2 separate regions of the Homo sapiens genome follow, and region 2 is linked to region 1. Evidence: chromatin loops called from intact Hi-C (ENCODE). Cell type or tissue: CD14-positive monocyte. All regions are shown on one strand. Links, peaks and the distances in the headings refer to the core of each region. The heading gives the core; the rest is flanking DNA.

Region 1 (9,916 bases), core at 983-8,982:
TATTTCCATATCCCAGTGAAATCATTGTTCCATTTCAGCTAGAACAATCTATAGTGTCCCCAGAGTCTCTAAGTTTTTTTTTTTTTTTCATTCCATGCCTTTAGGCTTACCATCTCTATCACCCGGCATAACTTCTCTACAAATATAAGTCAAATCAAATAAGGCTCATTTCCTCCATCAAGAAGTCATCCTTGACTGGAGATATAGCATGATATAGGGCAATGCTTTACCTATCAATTTAGTGAGTTGTGACTAGCACTTTTTAAAAATTAAACAGACTAGAATGAAATCTCTTCTTGTTTAAATTTCTAGTTGATATTTTAAATAGCTCTCTGGTAAACATTCTTTTTGTTTGTTTGTTTGTTTTGAGATAGTCTCCCTCTATCACCCAGGCTGGAGTTCAGTAGTGTGATCATTGCTCACTGCAGCCTCCAACTCCTGGGCTCAAGTGATCCTCCCACCTCAGCCTCCTGAGTAGCTGAGACTACAGGCACGTGCCACCATGCTCGGCTGATTTTTAAAAAAAATTTTTGTAGAGATGGAGTTCTCACTATGTTGCCCAGGCTAGTCTCAGACTCCTGGGCTTAAGAGATCCTCCCACCTTGGCCTTCTGAAGTACTGGACTCACAGATGTGAGCCATCATGCCCGGCCTCTGTGGACATTCTGATACACATCTTTTTATACATTTTTAGTTTCTTGCTTAGGATAAATTACTCGAAGAGGAAGTAATAAGTCACTGAGTAGGGAATGCTTTTTAAGATATCAGGTACTTGTTGCCCAATTGCTTTTCAGAAAGATTCTTTTTTACTTCTCAGTGTTGTGTAAAAGTACATGTGTCATTTAACCGTTACTGTATATTATTATTTTGCCAACTTAATGAGGAAAAATTGAATTATATTTTAATATGGATTTCTTTGCTTATTAGTACAGTTAAATTTGTTGATCATTTTTTTCTTAGCATATTAAATTAAAAGCAAAGTTTTTTAAACAATATATAAACATTTACTTAATTCAGTTTACTTTTAGTAAATACTTTTAGTTTTTGTTATAAATGGAGGTGTTAGATTTTGAGGAATCTAGCATTTCTTTACTTTTGCCGTAACATGAGAAGCAGGCAAGGAATTAAAACAGAAGATACTATGAGCGTTATGGTAAAACAGAGAAACTTATATTATTTTCTTATACTCTGAAGTGTCAAGAAAATTTTAAAAATGATTTTTTATAATAGGACAATAGAAGAAAAATAACTGCTGTCCCATCCTTTCTTATACATGCTTAGTATGCTTTTGCCCATGAAAATTTGTGTAATCAGTCTCTCTTAGATAAGCATATGTAATTGATAGTATTTGCATTAATGGTTTTAACTCAGAAGAATGTACTGTACAGAAATGGTATTGTAAGAGTTGGTCATTTTTTAAACTCATATATAAACTTTAGAGCTAGTACGTACTTTGTAATGCCATTTCCTCAAAGTTAATTAAAAGCAACTTGCCAGCTTTTCAGATAAGACCTCATTACAAACGTTGAGTAGATGATTATATCCATAAAATATAAGGTTAATAAGAATTCTATTATGATTTATACATATTTTAAGGATTTTCTAGTGTAGCAAAAAGACAGTGTAAACAAGTTTAGTGTAGGTAATTTATGCCTTTACTTTGCAATAAAAAAGTGTCCTTTTTAAAATTGCCTTGTGACTCTCAGGAACACAGAATTAGGAGGAACCAGATTCTAGATTGCCTCATGCTTTATTTTATTCCTACTTTCATCTCTTTTTTTCTTAAACCTCTCAAGAAAGCAGGACAATAAGCTCCTTATTACTAATTTCTGCAGTAATATATACTGCTACCAGTGCCATCTCTAAACCCAGTCATTTGAGTCCTAGTCAGGAGGACAAGAACCTATCTACCAGCCCCTAGATCCACCAGAGGATCCCGTAAGCAAAAAAAGCACTGAACCCTTCTTCCCTGATTTGTGGAAATGGTAGTGCCTCTTGGATGCTGAAATGCATCTTGGTTCTGCATTTAAAAGTTCTTTAATACTGGCTGGGCGCAGTGGCTCACACTTGAAATCCCAGCACTTTGGGAGGCCAAGTCGGGCGGATCACGAGGTCAAGAGATCGAGACCATCTTCACCAACATGGTGAAACCCCATCTCTACTAAACATACAAAAATTAGCTGGATGTAGTGGTGTGTGCCTGTAATTCCAGCTGCTTGGGAGGCTGAGGCAGGATAATTGCTTGAACCCGGGAGGTGGAGGTTGCGGTGAGCCAAGATCGTGCCACTGCACTCCAGCCTAGTGACAGAGTGAGACTCCATCCCCACAAAAAATTAAAAAAAAAAAAAAGTTGTTTAATACCACTTATCTTCAGGAAGGATACAAGATTTAAATGAGCAGATACTATAGATAATTGTGTTAATAAATAGTCCTTTTACAAATTTTATAGCAGTCATCTTGGGGTACAGTTCAATATACAAACATCTTAAGTATTATTGTACTAAAACGCTCATGATTCAAAGTATTTCCATTTTAAGGGAAAAGATACTGAAAGTGGAATACAGAGATGTTTATTCTTTTCTATTTTGCTTTTGCTTTCTTATGACTACTCTTAGACTTTGTCATTCTTAGCTCTCAACTACTCCCAATTCAGTGTTATTTCCTTTTCTGAAATTCACATTTTAGCACTTGTGGCTTCCATTTGTTTGGCACTTAATTTATGACTTTTCATTGTCAGTTATTTTCTCTATTTATATATCTGTCTTATTTGCTCTGTCTGGATTTTAAGCTCCTTGAGGACAAGGATCTATTCCTTTGTATATTATCATAATATCCCCCACATGGTAGGTAAGTAAGCAATAAATATTGATTAGTTGATTGTAGTAATTAATGGAACTGACCAGAAAATATTTTTCACTGTTGATTCTTATTGCAAATATTTGTAAAATTATACTTTACCTTAGTGTAATTCATGTGATTACATCTTTATTTTATTATTAAGGATTGCTTCATTTTAGGTTAATTATTCTTAGTATCAATTTTCAATTTTAGTTCTGTAGATAGGGATACAGGCAGCATAAGGGGGCAGGAGATACTTTTCATTCTTGTTTGTGGTGCAGAACTACCTAAAACTAGCTAATCCTACAAAAGTACAAATGGTAGAGATAATTATAAGTTTGGGAGGGGATGGAGGGGTACTGCTAGACTAATAGCACATGAAAATGTCTCAAGTGGCACTTTACAAAGTAAGATAAATGGCAGTACTGAGAACAACATTAACAGTGATCAAATCCCCATCTCTCACCTACGTTTTACATTTGTTGTTTTTTTGTTGTTGTTGAGGGGGTGTTTGTTTAGAAATGCCTGGAATCTGTTGATTGGACACTGTTAAGGCACTAGGTATACCTAGCAATTGATATCTGCAGATAAGTTGAAATATAAATTTTTTGAGCTTCTCTTTATATAGAGTTTGAATAATAACTGAACCAAGAGTATACCCGTGATGTTTTATGTGTTTTATGTTTGATTTTTTTTGTTTATTTGTTGGCTGAATCCTTGGCATATACCTCCTTTTTTGTTGGTTATTTGGATTGCTGAAAAATATTCTAATTTTAATCAGTGTCTGCTCAGTTTGAGTCTAGTTAATCCAGATTCATATTGTAATAGTAAAGGTCTTGCTCTGTCACACAGGCTGGAGTGCTGTGGCGCTATCTCAGCTCACTGCAACCTCCACCTCCCAAGTTCAAGAGATTCGTGCCTCAGCCTCCCAGGTAGCTGGGATTACAGGCACACGCAACCATGCCTGGCTGATTTTTGTATTTTTAGTAGAGATGGGGTTACGCCATGTTGGTGAGGCTGGTCTCAAACTTCTGGCCTCAAGTGATCCACTCGCCTTGGCCTCACAAAGTGCTGGGATTACAGGCATGAGCTACCGCTCGTGGCCTATTTGGTTGTCTTCCACTTAATAAAGAAATACACCTTTGAAAAAATTTCCCTTGTGTTGTTAGCCTGCCAGCAAGGTGATACACTCTATATTTCCAAACTCTTAAAACCCGTAAATGAAATTTTAATTTCCTTTCAAATGTATACCATAACAATCCGTTTTTTCTCTATGGTGAACTAGTTAATATATAATATAGACTGGTTTTTCACAAATTCTAAACTAACCCTAATTTCTTCTAAGGCTGGTCTACTTCCCTATTCTTGTACTTACTAGTTCAAACTGTCCAGAGAACAAAATTGTTATAAAAGATACCTTCTCTGTGTAATTTCCCTTGGATTATAATCATGTCACTTGTTTACTCCAAGGGAAGTAATTGAGTTTTGATGTCAATGAGGATGGAATGAAATAAAAGCTTACTTACTTCATGAATATTATATGCTTAGAATATATTTCCCTACATGCTAATTGGAAAGTCAGAGATCATCAGATTGAATTTCAGTGTTTAGTTATTTTATGAATTATTTTCATGATTTTATACAAAGACTTGATTGAAAAGTAGTTTCTTATCAGAAGGTCATTGTCTTGATAACTGCTAATGACAATTTTCTAATTGTATTCAGATTAATTTAAAGTTTGGCATCAGAAAACCAGAAGCTCGGACAGGAACTGAGACAGATACCTGTACAGCTTGTGCAGGTACCTTGATCCTTGAATTTGCTGCTTTAAGTCGATTCACAGGAGCAACAATATTTGAGGTTTGCTTTTTACGGTCTTTGATATCCTGGGTATTGGGCATAACTACCTTTATATCTTCTTCATTGGTTAAATATTAGGATTATTAGTTGGAGAATTACTGTTATTTTAGTGAACTTTTTGTCTAAATTCCTTTACATGGTTTTTAATTGTCAAAAACCTAGAACATTGTGAGAGAGCTATGTTAAATCCAACTTTGCATTTTGTTCACCAACTATGAAGTATATGTTTAGGTTTAGTCTTAGAAATTTTTTTAGCCATATTACTTAAATGAATTTGATGTCTCCTTGATATCATAAATGTCTTACGAAATACTATGTCCCTGTGTTTTATTTGTTAGACTTCCATATTGCACTTCTGAAAGTTCTGAAACCTTCACTAATCTTCTAAAACACAGTGAAATTTTTGTTCTTAAGTCTTGATTGAGACTGTAATCTGTAAATTTGTTTACTGCAAGGGAAATGTTATTCATTATCCAAAAGACTTAATATCCCCACATAGTTGTGGGCTAGCTATGTCTCTCATTAAAAAAATCTAATTATTTAAGCATGTCATTGGAGTGCAGTGGTAACACAAAGCACCCTCTTTTTCAAGCATATGACTTAGGTTAATGTTTAAAAATTCAACAAATGGCAAACAGAACAAGCAGAAATAGGGACTGTATAGTAGCATTACAGATACTAGATCTGAATGTAAAGAAAACAAATTGACTTTGTATGTATGTATGCCTTTGAATGTATGTCTGTATGTTCAAATGTCTCAAGGACAGATTTATCATGTTTGGTTGGTTAATCTTTTAAACTTAAGGTTTTGCTCTATATCTTGTTCACTAATATTTTCCCTTCATTAAAAAGTGTGGACACTTTTGCATACTTTAATAACTACACTCTCAGATATTGATGCAGTTACAGGTGAGGAAAATAAGGCTCAAAGAGTATGACAGACCTGCACAGCTGGTAGATGATGCATGGAGTTGGAATTAGAATCCATGTCTTTCTGAATTTGAAACCCATACTCTTTCCAGTGGGCTATTTTGTGTTTATTAATAAATCTGTTGAAAGTCATGATTTAAAAAAAAAAATTCTTGAATACGCAGTAATTTGTTGTCAGAGAAGATGCAGTTGACAAAGCATTGATATAATACAGGGTTGGCAAACTGCAGTCTGTGAGCAAAGTGCAGCCACTGCCTGTTTTTATAAATAAAGCTTTATTGGAACACAGCCATGCTCAATTGTTTGTTTTTATCTGTGCCTACTTTGGTGCTACAGTGACAGAGTTGAGTAATTGTGCCATTTACTGTGTGACCCATAGCGCTTAAAATACCTGGTTCTTGTCCGAAAAGGTTTGCTGACCCTTGGTCTAATATATATAAAGAGATCTGAATTCTCATATTATTTTTTTGTCCTGTAATTCAATTTTAAACTCTAGCTAATCTTGAATTTCACTAGGCCTGTTTTCTTAGCTGTAAAATAAGACTAGGGAAATCTTTTTGAAGTTTCCTGGCTCTGAAATTCTGCCATTTAATTAAAATTATAACCTGCTTTGTGTTTAAGAGAAATCAGCATAGTTTGAGTAAAGAATTATAACTATTTTACACTCTGTAATCTGCCAAGTGACAAATGGGTTTAATGACTTTTTCTTTTATAGAAGTCCTTCTGCAGTGCTAAATAGGTTCATGCTCTGAAATTAATTTAGAAACCTGCCTGTACTTGCCCTTTGCATTTATATTTTGTAACATCTTTTCATCCAAAGCCAAAAATTTGTTCACAACTCATTTTATTTAGTGTCTAGTAGATAAAATAAATGAGAAAAAGACAAACATGTCATAAGGTTACAAGTTTGTTGTTATCAAATATTTGGTAGCCTAATTGATTTAATAGCTTTTTACTAATGAACTTGCTTACCATTTAAAAAGTAGGATCTGAAATGACTTTCAAAGATAGCATACTACCTTTGAAATTCTCTTCCAGTTTTCTAAATAAGAGTATCTAGGGAGATTTTTACTTTGCCTTTAAGTGGTAGAAATTACTTTAACAAGTATATCAATTATGTAAGCAATTAATATAATTTAATAATACATGTGTGTGAATATGAACTTGTGCTACAAGAGTAGATGAAATGAAGAAAAAACAAAAAGAGTAGATGAAAGTGAGCCATCAAAGTGAGCCTTCCTCTGAATAGTGTATTCAGAGTCTTTCCTAACTACACTGATTGGTTGAAAAAGAGCCAAGCTTTGAGTTTTAAGGAAATTTGTTTATAAATAGTTATCTTAGAAATTTAACCTAATTCTTAAAATATCCTATCGGCCTTTGAGTTTTGTTTGTTAGTTTCCTATTTGCCAAAGAGACTTAGTTCTTCAAATATGCACTTCTTTTTTTTTTTTTTTTTTTTAAATTACAGGAATATGCCAGAAAAGCTCTTGATTTTCTCTGGGAAAAAAGACAGCGAAGTAGTAATTTAGTGGGCGTGACTATAAATATTCATACTGGAGATTGGGTACGAAAAGGTATGTAAGTTAGGCTTTTTAAATCAAGCCTTTGCATCCTCAAAATGGTTGGGAAATAAAGAATTTTCATTTGTTAAAATAATCTTTGGGATACTATAAAGCATAGGTTCTCACAAGATTGCTGGAATTTTAATTAATTTAGCCAGATTTTCTTTTTTGATGCCAAATGTGACACACTTCTTCTACATGATTTAGTATTCTATTTCTTAATGGATATAGCATTATAGGTATAGGGTGTAGATGAAACGCTATAATTTATTTGAAAACTAGAGAACCAGATTTCTGCAGCCATCTCACGTCAAGGTGTGGTTTAGTAAGAATATGGGTTTAATAAATTCTTTTTTTCTCCTACCTCCAGAAATATAGTAGCTAAGAGCATAGACTCTGGGGTCATGTTGTTGGATTCAAGCTATGTGATCTTGGGAAACTTATTTAACCTCTGTGTGCCTCTCTATTCCATATCTGTAAAGTGGGCATATTAATAGTAATTAGTTGTTCTGTATGAGGATTAAATGAGTTAACCAAAGTAAAGTGCTTAGAACAGTGCCGGGCATGTACTACACTTACTATGAAGTAAGTGCCCAGTAACGAGATGTTAGTCCTTTTGATTAATAATTTTACTTCTGGGAATCTAGTCTGAGGAATAATACAAAACATAGAAAATTATTTGTTCCCAAGATGTTCCCATGCAATTATTTATAAATAGCAGAAAATTGGGAAACAGTCTAACCATCAGTAAAAAAAGCTAAGAAAATTATTTTACATCAGCGTTGGAATATTGTTATTAAAATAAATCAGGAGCATGGGAAGGAACATGTAACAATGTTATATGAACAAACAGGATATTGAATTGTACAAAGAACTGTGATTTTATCTTTATAAAACACCCTGATAAGCATAGATGAATGGAAATAAATTAGAATATTCTTAATGAAAGCATCTTTTTTATACATTTTCTCTATTTCTAAAAAGCTTATCTTGTTTATATGTAAAATAAATGGTAACTGCCTATATTTAAATAAATAAAAATTATAAAATTATTAATTCAAACATATTAAAATTATTACCTTTATTCAGTATTGTATAAAATTTTTCTGTGTCATCTAAATGACAGAAAAGAACTTTTGACTCTTCACAGTCAGTTATTTCAGTAATTCAGGGTGATACTGAGGAAGCTAAGAAATGACTAGATTTACCAGAACATTTGAAACTCAAGACAATTTCTTCCAAGTTCCTAAAAGCAAAATATTGAATGGCCACTGATGAAAAGTCATCTTGTGTATTCATTCACTGTTTTCTAGTATTTCACTGCTTATAACTGTCTGGTCTCATCTTGGTTATAGTTTAAAAATCAAATATTTTCCTACATCTGTGAATTAAATAGTACAGTGTGGTTACCATATCATACTTCAGCTGTTAAATTAAATCCATTATGTCATAACACTAAAAAGACTCATTTAAAAATGAAGATTTAAAATAACATAATATGTTGATTTAAATGTACCACTAGAAAAATGTTGTGTCTTACAATAGAAATGAAATGTATATAAATATGGGTAAAAAGACGAGTCACTAGTTTGAGATGAGAACTATTATTTTCATGGTAACGTACCAGCATGTATGTGCTTGTATAGCATACACATAAACAGAGAAGGCTTAATGCATTTATAATGCAAATACAAATGCATTAAATAGAAGTTTGATAGTGTATTATAAACCTAAGAGGAAAAATCCAGACTTGTATTTTTGATATTTTGTGCATCAACATATTGCTACAAACATGAAAACTGTGAAATTTTTAAAATCATTTCCTTGCAGTCATAGCATTGTACCATCTTCATTTTTGTCTAGAGTTGGTTCAGTTCTAAGTGGTCTAGACTCCACCTGCCTATCATTTTTTTTTTACTGGTTAAGACAGTAAAATAGGTGTTTTTTTGAATCTATAGGTTTCATTTTTGTGTTAGATAACATTTCTTCTTTTTAAGAGTAGATATTATTATTGTTCTTTAATTTTTCTTGACTTTGGTTCTTTTTTCCTTTTTAGGAAAAAGCAAAACAAGAGACTTCATCTTTAGATTTCCTCAAGATTTAAGTGAATTTACTATTCATTTATACATACCAATTTCTTAAAGAACACAAGATGCTTATTTTCCACCTAGTGAAACTAAGAGCTAATTAAACTATGAACTAGTTAGCAAATTATTTATTTTAAATATAATTATCTGTTCCAGGGCAAATCTAAACTGGTGTAGTCATATATATGCACAATGTTAATTTAATGCTAATCTAAGGAGTGCTATTTTTTTAAAAAAATTTAACGGTTTTAAAAAAATTTAATGAAAAATCACATTTGTGTTTCCATAGATAGTGGAGTTGGAGCAGGGATTGATTCATATTATGAATATCTGTTGAAAGCCTATGTCTTGCTTGGAGATGACAGTTTTCTGGAAAGATTTAACACAGTAAGTTGATACAATTTTATATTTTATAATCAACTTCATTTGAGTCCAGATTTTTATAGAAACTCCATTACCTGAATGACATTGTAAAAATAATTTTTAAAATGTGTAGTGGTTTTGTGTCAGTATTTCCTGATGATGTTGAACAGGGACAGCGTAAAAAGTGATATACATTCCAAAAAATCAGTTGATAAAGTAGTTTTATTTTCACCTTTTATCAGAAACTTTGCAGATCTGCCAATAAGAGATGTAATAG
Region 2 (9,916 bases), core at 1,160-9,159, 1.9 Mb after region 1:
GATAAAATAAACCTCTTTTCCTGACACCGCTCTTTCAAGACCAACTATTAATAACAAGGGACCCTCCCACCCTGGCCTCCCAAAGTGCTAGGATTCAAGGTGTGAGCCACATTGCCTGGCCTGCTTGCTTTTAACTTTTGAGAAATCAGTGCCCTTTTCCCCATATTGGGCCCAGATATCCACCTACTGGAACTGTTCATTTTTTTAGTGTTACACTGCTCTCAATATCTAGGTATGTTACTTCCCTGAAGAACATTTAGGATTTTTTTTTTGTCTATCTGAGCCAATACTGCTTTTACAGGGAGGAGAAGATTCTGAAATTATTCTGCCACTTAACGAAGAGAAATAAAACAAAGCACTTACTAGAAAATACACCCCATTATCATCATTTTGCCAAAACGAGGCTCAATGGGGAGTTTAGCCAGGATTCGTCCCAAAGGAGTCAACTCATCATTGGCATCTAATGCATCAAGCTCTGTGGGGAGATAGTTCTTTGTGAGCAGAAACAAATGAACACTAATTTTAGGCAGACAAAACATTACTCTAAATTAAGGTTAAGACAGTTTAGAGTTCCTCTTTTGTCAAGCCAATCGCTAATACCATGTCTACGGCCAACAATTCTCTGTACTCAAAAATAGAACAAAATCAAAATCTGGAGCACCCAACATAAAGGTACTACAACTAAATCCTGTAGGTTATAAAAACAAATACAATTCATATGAAGTCTATAAATACAGTATTAACTATAATAGCAGCGTAAGTTTCTACATGCCATAAGAAGTCTGATACCCAGCTGTTAATGTTTTAAAAAAAATAAAATCTAGAGAAAATTCTGAAGTTACATAGTAGATAAATGCTAGATTCAAAATTCAAATTCAGATCTAGCTCCAATGCCCTTAATTTTCACTGTACCTCTAACAAGTTTAGCAAGAAAAAATAAATGTTCCAGGCTGGACACAGTGGCTCCTGCCTGTAATCCCAGCACTTTGGGAGGCTGAGGTGAGTGGATCACTTGAGGTCGGGAGTTTCAGAAGAGCCTGGCCAACATGGTGAAACCCTGTCTTAGTAAAATATAAAAATTAGCCGGGTGTGGTGGTGTATGCCTGTAGTCTCAGCTACTCGGGAGGCTGAGGCAGAAGAATGGCTTGAACCTGGGAGGTGGGGGTTGCAGTGAGCTGAGATCACGCCACTGCACTCCAGCCTGGGCAATGGAGCGAGATTCCGTCTCAAAAAAACAAAAAAAGTTGTAAGAGATTCATATGAAATACTGTGGGTATCATGAGTAAGTTATGTTCTGATCTTTAGTACATAGTTAAGAGATGCCTTTTTAAGTTTTCTTTTCTTTTTTAAAGACTCACATTGTCCCTTTCTTCCTTCTCATTGCTCATTAGAACAGTGACTATACTAACTATCTAAGGTAAGACTGGAGGCCTTACTATTATTATCACAGCCCTGTTGACTACATCTTCATCATCTTGATTCATTTGTAAGTGTTATCTGCCAGAACAAGACAGATGGTATGATTAATATCTGCGTCAAGTAGGTTTGTATTTGTAAGTACCTCTAAGAGTGTGTTCTGCTTCAATCACAGCATCCAAAGGGGGAGGTTCAATTGCTTTGGCCAGAAATTGGCCAATTCCTCCTAGACGCAGAAGTTTTATGCTAAGAGCAATTTCATGCAATGGTGTTCGGAACATCTCTGGTGTCATGTGGGTTTCAAGTCTAAGAGAAAATAAGCATAAAATAACCATCCTCCTTGTGTATACACAGATGTTAATAAACTTTTTGCAGCAAGGTAATCAGGGATACAGAGCTGCCTTTTCCTCATCCTTTTATTTTACAATTACCATCGGACCTTTTATCGTTCACTATACACACTGTTGACAAAATTTAATCTGGTTGCATAGTGGTTTCTGACTTATCCTCACAGCTTGATAGCCTTTTAGGCTGAGAAGAAAAATGAAAAAATTATCCAAAATCGCGAATGTTATTAGCTCCACCCATGGTCTCTTCAGGCCTTGCCTGTTGACAAACATGGGTTAAAAACGACAACAAGACTTTTTGTAGGATGATAACTCATACTAACATTTCTCTACAACCTCCCACCTTCCTAGTTCATGTAATTTTAGTGCCACTAGAAAGGCTCTTATAGATGTATCTTTAAAATCCAAAACTTTTTGACTTCTGACATGACACTTAAAGGAAATGCTCATTAGAGCGTTTTGGATTTCATATTTTCAGATTAGGGATGCCCGACTGGTAAATACAATGCAAATATTACCAAGAAAAAAAATCCAAAACCACTTCTGGTCCCAAGCATTTCAGTTTTAAAAGAGATATCTGACCTGTATAAATTAACAACAGCAAACACTTATTGGGAGATCATGATGTGCCATACACTGTTCAAAGTATTTTACATTATTAAATCATTTAATACTTATACCAACCCTATGGGTTAGGCATTATTTATATTCTTTTTACAACTGAGGAAACAAGAGAGGTTAAGTAACTTAATATTTTATAGAATGAGGGAAATGCAGGCCTAAGGAGTAACCACTTAGTGTTATACAATGTATTAGGCACAAATAATATTAAAATCTAGGTCTCTATATTTCTAAATCTGGCTTATTCTCTAAATGATTTGTGATGAAGATTCTTACGAAACATTTACACCTGATTCCAACATGGCTGGCAAGACTTAGATCAGCTTATATTGGCAGGTTTACATAACTGCACACATCTGTCCCTACAGAGAACAGAACAAAAATCCCTTACTAAAGGTCAAGAATGGGTCTTACCTCTCAAAACGAGCTCGGCTGCACAGGTGAAAGCAGAATCCAGGCCGTACTCGGCCAGCTCGCCCTTTCCGTTGCTCAAGGTTTGTTTTTGATGCCCATACGGTAGCATAGTTGGTCATATTGTTGTGAGCAGTGAAGAGTTTCACTTTCTGCCTACATAGGAAAAAGTGGTTAATTCTAAGACTCATGTGTATTATCAATAACTATTATATATCCACTAAGTAGTGAATGCTTTCCACTATGTAGTTAAAGCCATACCTACTTGTGATGTCTATTCATGAATGGCACAAGTAAGAATCAGCAATCTGACTGCAAACTCCTAGTTGTCAACCTACTAAAAGGCAATGTAACATCCACTTGCCACTTATCAGCTGAACTGCCTTGGCCAAACTTTGCATGCCATTATCTACCTTATAGTTTTTTTGGTAAACATTAAATAAATTAACAAATGCAAAGCATTTAAATGGAATATGGCACATACACAAAAGAAAGTAATTATTTAAGTCATCTCTATTCCAAAGTTTAGTGTAACTTTTAGGATATCTGTATCTAGTGATGCCTGTGTGGTCCATTTGAACCCCCAAGTAACCTCAGATTCCTTCAATGTTACATACAGAGACAGCTGCCACTAAATGACTGGGATTGGCACAGAATGCTATTCATCATTTCCTAAAATGGATGTTGGCAGCAAATTGTTTTCATTGTCAGGACAGACTAAGGAATTATAAAGAGAAGTCATGGGGTACAAGTTGGCCAGATATAACCAAGTTTCAACTTTTTTGTCCTTTCAATTTATCAATTACCATGTAATTCCTGTATCTACACAGAATGTCTCCTGGTATATTTTTCCAGGCTCATCTCATACCAAAATGAAGACCCTTAATCCTTAAAGGAGTGTCCTTCAAGGTAGGATATTTGTCATGTGCTAAACACTGGTCATCTTTATTCATCAAACAGCATGCTATAGTATGGCAGTGATCAATGGAAACACCCAATGGGAAATAAGTGAGACACCAGCAGCCAAGAGCAATGAGAAGTAATCATCAGTTACAGTTTCAAGCTTTGTCACTTTCTACCGTAACTGATTTGCAGTAATCAACAATAATTACTCTTAATTATCAATTACCTATAATGCTATATAGATGCACAATAATTTTGGAGATTTAAGAACACAGGAGTTTAAAAATAAGGTGTTTTTGATTCTGTTAACTGGTAAGAAGTTTCCAGTTAGTAACACTGGAGCAGACAAATAGGTTTCCCAGTAACTTACTTGCAGGAGTCAATGACATAAACAACATCGTTTATGGTAATGCTTGTTTCAGCAATATTTGTGGACAAAATAACCTGTGAAGAAAGAAAAATTACACTCCAGAAAATATTCTTATTAGTTACTTAAAAGGACTGATTTGCTTATGTATGTAACAAATGACAAGAAAATTACAGAAGTCCTAAAAAGATCACCCAATAACTGATTAATGAACAACAATCTACTAAGCTCAGAAAGAGAAGACTCCTTTTTTCTTCCTCAATTTAGATGGGTTACAATTTTTTGGGTAGCTCTTTGAAAGCCTGTAACATTTGTTTAGTATCTACGTCACTTCCAATCCCATCACTCTAATGTTTAATATTTACCTTGGTTACTCCAACTGGTACTGGATCAAACACTTTGCGCTGTTCCTCTCGAGGAATCTGAGAATGCAGGGGTAGAATCTGATACCGATGGCTTCCTATATAACAATAAAGAACAATCAGGGACTAAAAACAGGAGCTGGTTTCAAACAGCTCTCCATTATACATATTTTTATTCGAAAGTAGAAACAATACAAAATTTTGTTTTCACATACTGGCTAAGGCACTAGCAAAAACATTCATTTTCACTCTCAAATATGTGAGAATTCAAAGACTCATACCAAAATGTGGATTCATTTCCAAATGCTTCTGCATAGTATAAATCAGATTCCAGCCAGGCAAAAAAACCAACACAGCTCCAGGAACATTAAGGGTTTCAATGTACTTAAGTAGAGCCTCGATGAGTTCAAAAGGAGTTTCCTTTTCGTTCAATTGAGACATGCTCAACCTTGTTTCTGGACCATATTCATCACCACAGATCAAGTTGCAATTTGCCTGTAAAAAACAGGGAGACATATTTTTGGATTGTCTCAGTTACTCATGAGGTAAGTCTTCTAGATTTCTTCTAGTGACTCTAATTACTTGTAATGTCATTATTTATTCTAGTTGACTAGTCACACACTATAGAATACAGAAGAAATTTAATTTCCAAAAATGTAGAGCTTACATCAATATACTGAACTTTTCCACTAATTAGTATTTCTCACAGGATAGGACTAAAATTCAAACACAAACTTAAATTTGACTCAAAACTCTCATGGAGCCTTCTGAGTATATTTCTTTGTATTATTGAAATAATGTATTTTCCAAAAAGTTTACATTTGAATCAATGATAAAGCAAGTTGAGAAACAGTTGTTGCAATTGGTCTTTTTCTAAATTTTCTAATCTGCTGTTCATTTACATCTTCAGATCTTTTGATTAAAAAGATATAATCTTAGGTTTTCTAGCAAATTCTGCATTGCTGGCTGTCTCAGTCTGTATTTCCAGATAATCCATTTCTATACTATCGTCGTCCAACTCTCAAGCACTACAAAGTCTTTTCTTTCCTGTTTCTCCTAGGAAATCCCTCATTGCTCCCTGATTTAATACTCTGTCCACCTGATAATGTCATCACCGGTCTCCTGTAGCTAAAGCTATAGCTGCTGTTTCTTAAACTTTATTGTATATACAGATCACCTGAGGATCTTGTTAAACTGTAGATTCTGACTCAGTAGATCTAGGGTGGGGCACAGCATTCTGTCTTTCTACCAGTTTCCCAGATGCTGCAGCCTACTGAAAAACTTTGAGTAGCAAAACCTTATACAACAGCATTGTCCCTAACCATGCCTGGCCTTTAAACATCGCATTCTTTCTTCTTTTTCCTTTGATCTTTACGCCAGAGATAATTTAACTTGTGATAGAAAACAGCTTGTCACTGAACCTGGAATTTTTTTGCAGTAAAATACATCAATTAATCCAAAGGCAGACATTACAGTCAGTTTTTAAGAAAGTTTGCTGTAATGCTAATACATTGCATGTTACATTAACTCATTTTTTTCTCTGCATTGACAATTTGCCCATAATGGAAATTCTTCATGAAATTCACTTACATCATCATCCTCACCACCATCATCATCCTTATCCTTCTTCTTTTTGTCTTTTGGTGGAGGAACAAAGTGGGTCATCTGAATGCAGTCTTCCAGAAAATATTCTGCCAGGGACAATCCAGTCAGGTTAAGTACTATCAACTTTCACAATGGAGCAGACCTAAATTCATTTGCTAATTCATAGTTCAAAACTACTTTAATACCCCTCTAGTCTGATTCTTCACAAATGCCAAAAAGTTCCAGTAGCAATAACCTTATTTTCCTAATCAAACTCAGTGTTTCCCTCTCTTAGACCTTGAAGGAGGGTGAGGTGTCTTTTATACATGTTCCCAGAGCCAGTTGGGGTATCCTCTGTGTATAACATTCAATCAAACATTTATCTATACACTTCCATTGTGTGGGAGTTATACATGGAAAGAAGTAACTTCAATACAATATACCACAGTCCATCCTTCCTCTATCAGTATGCACACACAAAATGGCTTCTGGTCAATCTGAAGAAGGATCTCAATGCAAGGACTGGAAGATCTGTTGATCAATTATGCCCAAGATTCTCAGATGGCCCCAGAATGTCTTTATAATCAAAACACCCTCTATATCCAAAAACTCCCAAAGTGCCAGTCTCATCACATCATATTAAGGGCATATCCTATCAATATGACTTACTCCTCATGATGTTAAAACTTGATCACCTGTGGTAGTGCCTGCCAAATTTCTCCACTGTAAAGTTACTCATTTTCCCTTCTTCCCACACTGTAGTCTTCAGAAGTTATTAAACACAGCCCACTCAGGGGTTAGGTAGTGTAGGCCCACTTGTTTGAAAAATGGGGAGACCATTTACATAAATTATTTGAAATTCTTTTGTAAGAGGCACTTGTCACTATTCTTTTTATTAAACCACTTATTTACATATCAGTATAGACACACAAATATTTTGTATTTTGGTAATCTAATACCATGTTATTTTTTTTCCTCAAACTGTTCCAGCTTTGGCCATTGGGAACTCTTTCAGGTTGGCTCCTGTGTCCCTTTATCCCCATCGTTATGGGCTTCTTTTAGGCACCTCCTTACTTTAAGGGACAAGATGTTCCAGGCTCATTTTTGTATATTGTTTCATCCTAGAAGCAGCCATTTCTCCAGGAATATCTGGCTCCTTTAGTTGGAGAATGGCATTAAAAACAAAATCTGAATGTGGGGCATATCCCTATCTACTGGGTGTCACTGCTTCTACTCCCACTCAGCACAGAGCTAGAAAAAAATATGTATACTAACACATGTATCCACACCTATCTATAATTATTTCTATACCTATCCATTTGTACCTCCATTTAGCTAAACACACGTTCGTACTGATCTCTTTGAGTATAATCCAGTAACATACGGTTTGTTCTAGCAATCCCACTTATCCTTAACTTCTCTTCCTAGTAGTAAGAAACTGAGCTCCCACCACTTGCCATCCATTTACTTGTATGGCATTTCCAGTACACATGTACAGCAGTTTCAGAATTAACCTGTACCCCAGTGAATTATACTGGCTTAGCATGCTGGCATAGCCATAACATCACTTCGTATCTGTCTACACTGTTTCTCTCTTATTTTCATGCCCTCAATTAGAATGTACCATAATTCTTTTTTTTCCCCCACAGCTACCAGATGACTATCCTAGAAAACTGTGGTAACAACTCCTAAAGACAGTAAAGAAGGCTGGGCGCAGTGGCTCTAGACTGTAATCCCAGCACTTTGGGAGGCTGAGGCAGGCTGACTGCTTGAGTCCATGAGTTTGAGAGCAGCTTGGGCAACAGGGTGAGACCTTGTCTCTACAAAATATACAAAAATTAGCCAGGCGTGGTGTTGTGCGCCTGTAGTCCCAGGTACTCAGGAAGCTGAGATGGGAGGACTGGTTGAGCCTGGGAGCCAGAGGTTGCAGTGAGCCAAGTGAGTGCACCACTACACTCCAGTCTGGGTGACAGAGTGAGACCTTGTCTTAGAAAAACAAAAAGATACTAAAGAACTCTCACTTATCAGAAATACATAACCTTGATACACTTCCTTTAATCTTAATTCAAAATCTAGTTGCTCAGGCTCTAAAAAGGATTCTTAATTTGATCCTGGCTGCTTAAACTTTTAACAGTAATTCCCATAATTACCTATACACCACAGTGATTTCCCTTTGACTATACTTTATAATTTTTAAAAGTTTGGCTTTATAAGTAAAGGCCTGGAAACTTACTGCATATGCAAACTACTCAAGTAGTAAATGAAACCTGGTCTCACTTCTCAGACTGTACTCACTACTGTATAAAATAACAGAAGAGAAACTCCTCAAAAATGCTATGATACATTTGATACTATAATTTGTCCTGTATTTTAAGTATTCTTTAAATTGTAACTCCAATCTCCAGGATTAAGAAAATACAAACCCTATTGCACAAAAGATGTTCCTATACCACCCCCACAATATTACCTTGAACTGGGTAAGTCCTCCCATAAACTTCAATGATGGGGCAATTGAAGAAATATTCACAAAACATGCTGGTATCAATAGTAGCAGACATAAGAACAATGCGAACTTCAGGATAAGCCTGAACAACATCACGCAGTACTACCAAAAGGAAGTCAGTCTATTAAAAAACAAACACAAAATTTTTGAAATTACATTAAGTTTATATAACAAGCTATGCCTAAAAGAGTTATACAGCCATAAGACATCAATTAAATTCAGTTTCTTAGATGACTCACAGAAGTGCCAAGATAAAGGACCACAATGGATCTTTTATCAATTTTTAAGATAACAATAACAATTTTTGAGAACAGTTGTAGCCTAATAGTTGTGATTAGAAATGAGTGCTATTGGCCAGGCCCAGTGGCTCACACCTGTAATCCCAGTATTTTTGGAGGTCAAGGCGGGCAGATAATCTGAGGTCGGGAGTTCGAGACCAGCCTGACCAACATGGAGAAATCCTGTCTCGACTAAAAATACAAAATTAGCCCAGTGTGGTGGCACATGCCTGTAATCCCAGGTACTCAGGAGACTGAGGCAGGATAATCACTTGAACCCAGGAAGGAGAGGCTGCAGTGAGCCGAGCCATGTTGGCCAGGCTGGTCTCAAACTCCTGGCCTCAAGTGATCCACCCGCCTCGGCCGACTATATTTTTAAATTTTACTTACTTTATGGGAATGCATATTTTATGTTGTCTTGGGATTTCCTTTTTTATATACAACAGCATTGCTAAGATTCATCCACACATTACTATACTCATCCTTTCTGATGACAGTTTACTGTCCCAGTGTATGAATATATCAGTTAATTCACTTACTCTTACACATATCTGGCTTCTTTTCAAGATTTACTAATGTGAACATTTGCTACTATGAGCATTCTTGTTCAAGTCTAAACAGGAGTGCTAAACATATCCAAGTTTCTGTAGGTTAAACATGGGTATGGAATTGCCAAGCTATAGGGTATGTAACTGCTGAACTTCGGAAGGTAATGCTTAACTATTTTTCTAAGTGGTACCATTATTTATATATCCCCATAAGCAGTGGATAAGGGATCCTGCTGATCCACATACTCTCCAACATTTTTAGTGTCACTTTTTATTAAATAAACAGATATAAAGCAGTGTCTTGTTGTGATCTAGATCTATACTTTCCTATTAGTCCCAATGAGATTGAGTATCTCCATGTTTATTAGCCAAATGTTTCCTCTTCTATAAAATGCCTGTATTTTTGATCATTTTTCTACTAAGTTGTTTACTTATCTTACTGATTTGTAGAAGTTGCTTATATATTCCTATACTAACATATTGGAATCTTTGAGCTTGTGGTTTTCCTTAAAGTAAGGAAATAACCTTTTGATTAAACAAATAACCTTAATTTTAATATAGAATAATATATTGATC

Evidence for each region. Peaks named below come from ENCODE experiments on the same cell type or tissue, not always from the same donor. Only the 100,000 strongest peaks of a DNase experiment are listed, where the experiment ranks them.
Region 2: a loop joins it to region 1, with 7 times the contacts of the local background. A loop is called at or near these places in 4 of 110 quality-filtered maps.

What each region holds. Positions count from the first base shown.
Region 1 is chr1:184,721,036-184,730,951 of GRCh38, reverse strand. It overlaps EDEM3 (ER degradation enhancing alpha-mannosidase like protein 3), which reads left to right. Exons shown (of 20, transcript NM_025191.4): 7 at 4,563-4,697; 8 at 7,096-7,201; 9 at 9,566-9,663. Among named protein-coding and RNA genes, the nearest start is that of EDEM3, 29 kb to the left of the region's middle. In CD14-positive monocyte, for the core only: no CTCF peak of the experiment used is centred there; no DNase peak of the experiment used is centred there; H3K27ac peaks cover 393 bases.
Region 2 is chr1:182,871,056-182,880,971 of GRCh38, reverse strand. DHX9 (DExH-box helicase 9) reads right to left here. Exons shown (of 28, transcript NM_001357.5): 15 at 8,479-8,635; 16 at 6,018-6,118; 17 at 4,709-4,922; 18 at 4,431-4,525; 19 at 4,069-4,142; 20 at 2,799-2,951; 21 at 1,562-1,722; 22 at 364-475. Among named protein-coding and RNA genes, the nearest start is that of DHX9-AS1, 36 kb to the right of the region's middle. In CD14-positive monocyte, for the core only: no CTCF peak of the experiment used is centred there; no DNase peak of the experiment used is centred there.